Regions from separate parts of the Homo sapiens genome. Here region 2 is linked to region 1. A link is a loop called in an ENCODE intact Hi-C map of the cell type or tissue named here. Cell type or tissue: GM12878. All regions are shown on one strand. Each heading gives the region's core, and the rest is flanking DNA. Links, peaks and the distances in the headings are about the cores only.

What was found. A loop is a pair of places that touch in the nucleus more often than their neighbours do. Peaks named below come from ENCODE experiments on the same cell type or tissue, not always from the same donor. Only the 100,000 strongest peaks of a DNase experiment are listed, where the experiment ranks them.
Region 2: a loop joins it to region 1, with 4 times the contacts of the local background. A loop is called at or near these places in 3 of 110 quality-filtered maps.

What each region holds. Positions count from the first base shown.
Region 1 is chr16:35,602,098-35,607,489 of GRCh38, forward strand. No RefSeq gene overlaps it. Among named protein-coding and RNA genes, the nearest start is that of LINC02167, 140 kb to the right of the region's middle. In GM12878, for the core only: no CTCF peak of the experiment used is centred there; no DNase peak of the experiment used is centred there.
Region 2 is chr16:35,657,464-35,662,855 of GRCh38, forward strand. No RefSeq gene overlaps it. Among named protein-coding and RNA genes, the nearest start is that of LINC02167, 86 kb to the right of the region's middle. In GM12878, for the core only: no CTCF peak of the experiment used is centred there; a DNase peak (open chromatin) is centred at 3,113.

The DNA of each region.
Region 1 (5,392 bases), core at 196-5,195:
ATAGAACTTTGGATTTGGTAAAATAGGAACAAGAACTTCAGGTTGTTATTTTTTAATAAAAATTAGAGTAAAAAAGATCTTTTTATGTTAAAATCTGCTGTTTACAAAAGAAAAACAAAACCAGGTTGTTTTTAGAATCTACCTATTTTCTCAAATTCTCAGTTTGATTATGTCACATTTAGCATGAGTGATTCCATTTTTGTTTTGTTTTGTCTCATCTGTTGTACACTGTTCCTAGTGTACAAGTTCAGTCCAAAACAATAGACTCCAATAATTTTATTTAAACATTATTTTACTGCAGGTGCAGTGGCTTATGCCTATAATCCCAGCACTTTGGGAGGCCAAGGTGGGCAGATCACTTGAGTTCAGGAGTTCAAGACTAGCCTGGCCAATGTGGTGAAATCTCATCTCTAGTAAAAATAGAAAAATTAGCCTTGTGTGGTGGTGCATGCCTGTAATCCCAACTGCTGGGGAGGCTGAGGCAGGAAAATTGCTTGAACCTGGGGGGCAGAGGTTACAGTGTGCAGAGATCGTGCCACTGCACTCCAGCCAGGGTGATAGAGCAAGACTCCTTCTCAAAAAAAAAAAAAATACTTTCGGTTAAGTTCTCACTTAGATGAGAGTGTGACCAAAACTCAAATCACTACTGCCAATCACAGTTATTATTTTGGGTTTCTATACTTATCATGCCATTTATAGGTTATAGTGTTCATATAGTCTTTGAGGGTTTTTTGTTGTTTGTTTGTTTTTTGAGATGGAGTTTTGCTCTTGTTGCCCAGGCTGGAGTGCAATGGCACCATCTCAGCTCATTGTAAACTCCTCCTCGTGGGTTCAAGCTGTTTTACTGCATCAGCCTCCTGAGTAGCTGGGATTATAGGCAGGCACCACCATGCCTGAATAATTTTGTATTTTTAATAGAGATGGGGTTTCTCCATGTTGTTCAGGCTGGTCTTGAACTCCCGATCTCAGGTGATCTGCCCTTCTCGGCCTCCTAAAGTGCTGGGATTACAGGTGTGAGCAACTGAACCTGGCCTTTGTTTTGAGTTTTTGTCATTTCAGTTAAGAACAATTTGGCATTCTAGAGACTGCTGTATGTATGCACACATTTATAACTTTTGAGATAATATATTGCACCAGGAAGACCATTATTTTCACTATCAGGAAGTTAATATCAATAGAGTTTGGAGTATGCTTTTTCTTTTTCTGTTTTTTTTTTTTTTTTGACAGAGTTATGCTCCATTGCCCAGGCTGGAGTGCAGTGGTGCAATCTTGACCCACTGCAAACTCTGCCCCCTGGGTTCAAGCAATTCTCCTGCCTCAGCCTTCCCAGTAGCTGAGATTACAGGTGCACACCACCAGGCCTGGTTAATTTTTTTTTTTGTATTTTTAGTACAGACAGCATTTCACCATGTTGGCCAGGCTGGTCTCGTCGAACTCCTGACCTCAAGTGATCCACCCACCTCAGCCTCCCGAAGTGCTGGGATTACAGACGTGAGCCACCGAGCCTGGCTGTAGTATGCTTTTTAACCAGGGTCCCCATGAACAAAACCACATAAAATAAAGTAGATCAAAATAATTATCCAGATAAATGATTTACTCATTTCAATCAAGCAGTCTGTTCATTAATCTCCTATGACTAAATAGCATTAATATCTGATGTATTACAAGTGTTAGCAACTAAACAGATACTTCTGTTTATCCAATAAATAATCTAGAGAGGCCAAGCATGATGTCTCACACCTGTAATCCCAGCACTTTGGAAGGCCAAGGCGGGCAGATCACCTGAGTTCAGGAGTTCAAGACCAGCCTGGCCAACATGGTGAAACCCTGTCTCTACTAAAAATACAAAAATTAGCCAGACCAGACATTGTGGCTGGTGCCTGTAACCCCAGCTACTTGGGAGGCTGAGGCAGGAGAATTGCTTGAACCCAGGAGGCGGAGGTTGCAGTGAGTCAAGACCATGCCATTGCACTCCAGCCTGGGCAACAACAGCAGAACTTGGTCTCATAATAATAACCATTATTATTATAAATAATAACCATTATTATTATTATAAATAATAACCTAGAGAAATTTGATTTTTTCGCATAACTTTAATAAGAAAATTTAAATTCTATTTTGTATCCATACCCTTTACTGCAAAATCTGCTATAGAGACTATTATGGTAGATAAATTTCTAATTATTGTCTAATTTACTCTAAACCACGGGAAAAGAAACCTAACAAATAGTGCCCATTCAGAAAAGTCAAGGCCTCCTGACAATGCAGTTTAAAAAATTCTCTTTAGCTTATAAGGTCGTTTAAGAACAATGAACCAATGTTCTGTTTCTTATATTATGAAGCAACAAATATCCCATTAAAATTTCTCATCCAAATTGTTCTTTTATCTTTCATCTATCAAAACATAAGTTTATCCATATATAAGATTGGCTGCAAAAACCTCTAAATATACAAGTATACCCCTGGAGTGAACACAAGATAACCATTTTTATTTCTATTTTTATAGAGCCATAAGCAAGAATATAACTGTGAGCTAAGAGTGTCATAGAAACAGAGATATATTGATGTTTTATATAGTGAAAAAAAGCTGTCTACATCAAGATTACCATCTCCTTCTGAGGAGAAACTTTCCTGGTTGGCTTTGCCTTAAGTTCTCCAATGGCTATAAAATTTCAAAAGTTTGGAGGCACCCTTCTGAGTTGAGAAATTATAACCCAAGATTCAAGGTCCTGAAGTCTTTCTGCAGGGTGGATGGCAAGAGGGGAATCAATCAATGGTTTCTATTAAAAATAAAGTTTAATTGTCTTCAGTCAGTGGACCATCAAAAGCTTTTTTACCTCGTAAAAATGAGCTTTGGAATAAAGCATTAAAGGCTTGCTGCATTTATTCATATCTGATTTTGGTACCAGAAGATACATGAGGTTCTATTATTAGATTCATAGGCCTTCCAATTACAATTTTATAATGGTCAACATATTTTTTCTACTTTAAGTGGATCTGATTGTCATTAATCTGAAATTGCAACAGCAATCCAATCAATTTGGTTAGCTTTGCTTAATACTATTGTATCTGTAATAACTTAACAGTTTTACAACTTCTCTACTAAAATAAGAATTTTTATCATTGGAGTTTTTTTTCAGAAATGTCACATTAGGAAAACATATTTTCTAATATCTTTTTAGCTACTGTCATAACATCAGCCTTCTTGCTTAAGAAAGCATTTATACAACCAGAAAACGTGTTAAAATGACAATTGAGTAAAATTTCTGTATAAATGTTTAAATTACCCATCAGGTAGCATAAATGTACCTGAAGTTTTGATTGTCTTCTCAGTATTATATGTTTGGCAAACAAAGCATTGGTCATAAAATATTTTAGTAATTTAGATAATCAACACACACACACACACTTAATTTACATTTAATTTAGATTATTTTATCATTTCTGTGTTGAGTGATAAAATGCATAGCTTTTAATAATGGAAGCTATAAGAACTCAGGAAAGCCCAAGTGGCTGTCTAGGTTTTTCAGGAGCCCACACTTAACATTGGATTTATGTCCTCTTATTTTTTTGTTTTGGTTGTTATTTTGAGACAGAGTCTCACTCTGTGGCCTAGTCTTCACTCTGTGAAGTGCAGTGGCACCTTATCAGCTCACTGCCACTTCTGCCTTCTGGGTTCAAGTGATTTTCCTGCATCAGCCTCCTGAGTAGCTGAGATTACAGGCCTTTGCCATCATGCCTGGCTAATTTTTGTATTTTTAGTAGAAATGGGATTTCCCCATGTTGGCCAGGCTGGTCTAGAACTCCTGACCTCAAGTGATCTACCTGCCTCAGCCTCCCAAAGTGCTGGGATTACATGTGTGAGCCACTTGCCAGGCCAGGATTTCTGTCCTCTTACATACTAGGTTTGTTTCTGCAATTTAGGTACGTAGCACTAATAACTGATGAGTTATCATACATAGGTAATTATACTTGGACCATATGGTTTATTCAAATTTCATATCTAATGAATTTCATTACTTGCTGATTTAGCATAAATATCTGGCAAAGTATTGTTTTGGTATTCAATTAATTTTTGTCTCTCCTGGGTTAGCAGTTTTATGAGTCAGTCTCTTCATTAAATTTCCCAGAATTCTGACCCACTCTAAACAATATAATTCTAAAATGACCAGAAAACTGCATGCAACTTGTCTGGGCACTTTTCATCCTTTTCATGAATCTCCTTGAAGACACAATACTCCAGGATTTTGTGTGCTTATGAAGATTTTAGGAACTGCATTAGAATTAATCCATTAACTGTGGAAATATCTTAAAATGCTTATAAAGGCACATCGACAAAAAATTGTTTATATTTATGGCCTACAGTAATTTATCATAAAAACTGTAATTGTGGGCTGGGGGCATTGGCTCTTGCCTGTAATCCCAGCATTTTGCGAGGCCCAGGCAGGTGGATCACCTGAGGTTGGGAGGTCTAGACCAACCTGACCAACATGGTGAAACCCCGTCTTTACTAAAAATACAAAAAATAAGCCAGGCATGGTGATGGATGCCTATAACCCTAGCTACTCAGGAGGCTGAGGCAGGAGAATCACTTGAATCTGGGAGGTGGAGGTTGCAGTGAGTTGAGGTTGTGCCACAGCACTCCAGCCTGAGGGACAGAGCAAAACTCTGTGTCCAAAAAACAAAACAAAACAAAACAAAACTGTAATTATGATTAATAGCATATACTCAGATGTATTAGAATTTTATAAATCCAATATAATTTTGGATCACATACTAATTAGATATTTAACAAAATACAAGTTGAAGAAAGTAAAACATTTTTTATTTGACAATATTTCCCATGTTATTTAACATATTAAAAGATTCTGTTTATCTCTCTTGGGTGTTTCAGGGACCCTCTTTTCTTTTGTCAAAAAGACAATTTTGGAGCTAAAATTTGGCTTTGGGAAGCCTGTCAAATATGTCAAAGTTTGGGCCAGGAATGATGGTTCATGCCTGTAATCCCAGCACTTTGGGAGGCTGAGGTGGGCTGATAATCTGATGTCAGGTGTTCAAGACCAGCCTGGCCAACATGGTGAAACCCCATCTCTACTAAAAATACAAAAATTAGCCAGGCAGGGTGGCACAGGCCTGTAATCCCAGCTCCTCCAGAGGATGAGACAGGAGAATTGCTTGAACCCAGGAGGCAGAGGTTGCAGTGAGCTAAGATCGCACCACTGCACTCCAGTCTGAGTGACAGAGCAAGACTCTGTCAAAAGAAAAGAAAAGAAAAGAAAAGAAAAAAAACCCTAAGGTTTAAAACAATTTACCAAAATAGGATCAAGGTCACCACGAAATAATAGTCATTCACTTAGCCAAAGTGATAATTTAAGAAAATTATTAAAACAAA
Region 2 (5,392 bases), core at 178-5,177, 55 kb after region 1:
ATCAATGAAGGGACATTTCTTTGACCCTCGAAGCCTATAGTGAAAAACGAAATATCCAGTGATAAAATCTAGAAACAAGTTATCTGTGAAAGTGCTTTGGGCTGTGTGGTTTCACCTGACAGAGTTAAACCTGTATTTTAATTGACCTCATTGTAGGGATTCTTATTGCAGAATCTACGAAGGCACACTTCTGAGCCCATTGAGATCTACAATGAAAAACGGAATATGCCTGGATAAAAACTAGAATTAATCTTACTGTGAAAATGCATTGTGATGTGTATATTCATTTCACAGAATAGAACCTGTGTTTTGATTCACCAATTGGAAACGCTGTTTCTGTAGAATCTACGAGGGGACATTTCAGAGCCCACTGAAGCCTATAGTGAAAAACTGAATTTCACACAATTAAAAGTAGAAACAAGATAACTGTCTGAAGGCTTTCTGATATGTAGATTCATCTCACAAAACGTACTTGTGTTTGGATTCAGCATGTTGGAAACACTCTTTTAGAATAATCTACTAAGAGACATGTCAGAGCCCTTTGAAGCCTACAGTGAAAAATGAATACACTGCAATAAATACTAGAAGCAAGGTGTCTGTAAAAATGCTTTGTGATGTGTAAATATATCTAAAAGAATGGAACGTGTTTTCATTCAGCAGGTTGGTAACACTCTTTTTGTAGAATCTACAAAGGGAAATTTCTGAGGTCATTGAAACCTGTAGTGAAAGACAGAATATCCCATGACAAAAAGTAGAAATAATCTATCTGTGAAAGTGCTTTGTGATGTGTGAATTCATCTCACAGAGTTAAACCTTCGTTTTGATTCAACAGGTTGGAAACCCTTTTTTTTGTAGAATCTACGAGGGGACATTTCTGAGACTAATGAGGTCTATAGTTAAAAAACCAAATATCCTGCAATAAAATCTAGAAACAAACTTTGTGTAAAAACACTGTGTGATGTGTGGATTCATCTCACAGAGTTAAACCCTTGTTGTGATTCAACAGATTGGAAACTCCCTTTTTGTAAAATCTATGAAGAGACATTTCTGAGCCTATTGAGCCCTATAGTGAAAAACCAAATATCCTGCAGTCAAAACTACAAACAACTGGTGAAAATGCTTAGTGATGTTGGATTTATCTCACTGAATGCAGGCTTTGTTTTGATTTGCTGGTAGGAAACACTCTTTTTGTAGAATCTACAAAGGGACATTTCTGAGTTCCTTGAGGCATATAGTAAAAAACAGAATATACCATGGTAAAATCTAGAAACAGGCTGTCTGTGAACAGGCTTTATGATGTGTTTATTTATATGACCAACTGGAACCTGTGTTTTAATTCATCAGGCTGGAAACCCTTATTTTGTAGAATCTACAAATTGACATTTCTGAGCCCGTTGAAGCCTGTAGTGAAAAACCGAATATCCTGCAATAAAAACTAGAAACAAACTATCTGTAAAAATACTTTGTGATGTGTGGACTCATCTCACAGAGTTAAAGCTTTGTTTTGATTCAACAGGTTAGAAACACACTTTTTGTAGAATGTACATAGGGAGATTTCTGAGCCCAATGAGACCTATAGGAAAAACAGAAAATATTGTGATAAAAACTAGAAACAACCTGTCTGTGAAAGTGCTTCTTGATGTGTCGATTCCTCTCACAGAGTTAAACTTTTGTTTAGATTCAACAGGATGGAAAAACTCTTTTTGTAGAATCTATGAAGAAACATTTCTGAGGCCATTGAGGTCAACAGTGAAAAATCGAATACACCACATTAAAACCTAGACAAAAGCTACCTGTGAAAATGATTTGCAATGTGTGGATTCAGCTCAGAAAGTTACACTTTTGTTTGATTCAATAGATTGGAATTGCACTTTTTGTAGAGTCTACCAATTGGCATTTCTGAGTTTATTAAGGGCTAAAGTGGAAAACATTATCCCATGATAAAAACTAGACACAAGCCACCTGTGAAAATGCTTCATGATGTGTGGATTTTTCAGAGAACTACACCTTTGTTTTCATTCAACATGTTGGAAACACACTTTTTGTAGAATCTATGAAGGGTCACTTCTAATCCTATTAAGACCAGAAGTAAAAAGCAGAAAAACAAACAAACAAACAAACAAAAAACTAAAAAACTAAAACGAGAAACACGCTATCTCTGAAAATGCTTTACAAGGCATGGATAAATCTCACAGAGTTATATGTTTGTTTTGATTCAACAGGTTGGGTACACTCTTATTGTAGAATCTACATAGGGACATTTATTTGCCCCTTTAGGCCCATAGTGAAAAACAGAATAGCTTGTGATAGAAAGTATAAATAAGCTATCTGGGAAAATGCTTGGTGACGTGTAGATTCACCTTATGGAGTTAACCTTGTTTTAATTCAAAAGGTTGAAAACACTTTTTTTTTGTAAAATCTATGAAGGGACATTTCTGAGCCCATTGAGGAGCATAGTGAAAAACTGAATATCCCACAATAAAAACTAAAAACAAGCTATCTGTGAAAATGCTTTGTGATGTGTGGATTTATCTTACCAAATAGCACCTGTGTGGATTCACCAGGTTGGAATCACTCTTTTTGTAGAATCTCAGAAGAAGCATTTCTGAACCCATTAGGTTCCATAATGAAAAATTAAATATCCCACAATAAAAACTAGGAATAAGCTATCTGTGAAAATGCTTTGCAATGTGTGAATTCATTGAGAAGAGTTAAACTTTTGTTTTGATTCAACAGTTTGGAAACACTCTTTTTGTAGAATCTATGAAGGGACATTTCTGGGTCCGTTGAGGCCCGTAGTGAAAAACCAAATTTCATGTGATAAAAACTAGAAACAAGCTATCTGTGTAAATGCTTTTCAATGTGTGCATTCATCTCAAAAAGTTAAACCTTTGTTTTGATTCAACAGGTTGGAAACACTCATTTTTTAAAATATACAAATAGAAATTTCTGAGCCCATTGTGACCTGTAGTGAAAAACTGAATTATTTGCATAAAAACTAGAAACAATCTATCTGTGAAAATGCTTTGTGATGTGTGGATTTGCCTCACTGAATGGGACCTTTGTTTTGATTCACCAGGTTGGAAACACTCTTTTTGTAGAATTGATGAAGGTATATTTCTGAGCCCTCTGAAACCACAGTGAAAAAGTATATATCTTACAATGAAAATTAGAAACAAGCTGTCTGTGAAAACGCTTTCTGATGCATAAATTCATCTCACCAAATGAAACCTGTGTTTTGACTCAACAGGTTGGAAACACTATTTTTGTAGAATATATGAAGGGACACTTCTTACGCATTGAGTACAATAGTGAAAAACTGAATTTCCTGTGACAAAAAGTAGAAACAAGCTATCTGTGAAAATGCTTTGCAATGTGTGTATTCATCTCACAAAGTTAAACCTTTGTTTTTATTCAGCAGGTTAACACTCTTCTCATTGAATTTATGAAATAATATTTCTGAACCATTGAAACCTATAATATAAAATCAAATTTCCCATGATAAAAACTGGAAACAAGCTATGTGTGAAAATACTTTGCAATGTGTCAATTCATCACAGAATGTTAAACTTTGTTTTAATTCAACAGGTTGAAAACACTCTTTGTGTAGAATCTACAAAGGGACATTTCTGAGCCCTTTGAGGCCTGTAGTGAAAAATTAAACATCCTACAATAAAAACTAGAAACAAGCTATCTGTGAAAATGCTTTGTGATGTGTGGATTCATCTCACAGAATGGAACCTGTGTTTTAATTTACCAGGTTAGAAACACTCTTCTTGTAGAATTTACAAAGAAACATTTTTAGGCCATTGAGGCCTGTAGTGAAAAACTAATTATCTTGTATAAAAACTAGAAACAAGTGATCTGTGAAAATGCTTGGTGATGTGATTAATCCCACATAGTTAATCTTTGTTTTGATTCAAAAGGCTGGAAACACACTTCTGTAGAATGTACAATGGGACATTTTTGAAACCATTAAAACCTGTAGCTAAAAACGGAATATCTTGTGATAAAAACTAGAAAAACTCTATCTGTGAAAATGCTTTGCCATGTGTGGATTCATCACACAGATTCAAACCTTTGTTTTTATTCAACAGGTTGGAAATACTCTTTTTGTAGAATTTACAAAGGGACATTTCTGAGCCCATTGTGGCCTGTAATGAAAAACCAAATATCCCACAATATTAACTAGAAAGAAGCTATCTGTGAAAATACTTCTTGATGTGTTGGTTCGTCTTACTGAATGGAACCTGTGTTTTGATTCAGCAGGTTAGAAATACTCTTTTTATAATATCTACGAAGGAACATTTCAGAGCACACTGAGGCCTGTAGTGTAAAACCAAATATCCTGCAATAAAAAGTACAAACAAGCTATCTGTTGAAATGCCTTGAAATGTGTGGATTCATCTCATCGAATGGAACATGCGTTTTTACTCATCAGGTTGGAAACATTTTTTGTAGAATTTACGAATGAACATTTCTGAGCCCATTGATGCCTGTAGTGAAAAACTGAATATCCCTCAATAGAAATGAGAAACAAGCTATCTGTGAAAATGCTTTGTGATATGTGGATTTGTCTCACAGAGTTAAAAAACTTTGTTTTTATTCAACAGGCTGGAAACACTCTCTTTGTAAAATCAACAAAGAAGCATTTCTGAGACCATTGAGGCCTATTGTAAAAAATTGAATATACCATGATGAAAACTACAAACAAGCTATCTGTGGAAAGGCTTCGCAATATGTGGGTTCATGTCTCAGAATTAAACCTTTATTTTGATTCAACAAGTTAAAAACTATTTTGTAGAATCTACAAAGGGACGTTTCAGAGCCTATTGAGGCCTATAGTAAAAAAACAAATATCCCGTGATAAAATCTAGACGCAAGCTATCTGTGAAAATGCATTGGGATGTGTGGATTCATCTCACAGAGTTAAACCATTGCTTTGATTCAACAGGTTGGGAACACTGTTTTTGTAGAATCTACGTAGGGACATTTCTAATCCAATAGAAGCCTATAGTGAAACACCAAATATCCCACCTAAAAAAACTGAAAACAAGCTATCTGTGAAAATGCTTTGCAATGTTTGGATTCATCTCACAGAGTTAAACTTTGTTTTGATTTAACTGCTTGGAAACACCCTTTTTGTAGAATCTATGAAGGGATATTTTTGACCCCATGAAGGCCTATTGTGAAAAACAAAATTTTCAATAATAAAAACTAGAAACAAGCTATCTGTGAAAATGCTCTGTGATTTGTGGATCCATCTCACAGAATTAAACCTTTATTTTTATTCAACAGTTCGAGAACACTCTTTTTGTGAAATCTATGAAGGGATACTTCTGAGCCCATTCAGGTCTATAGTGAAAAACTAAATACCCTGAAATAAAAATTA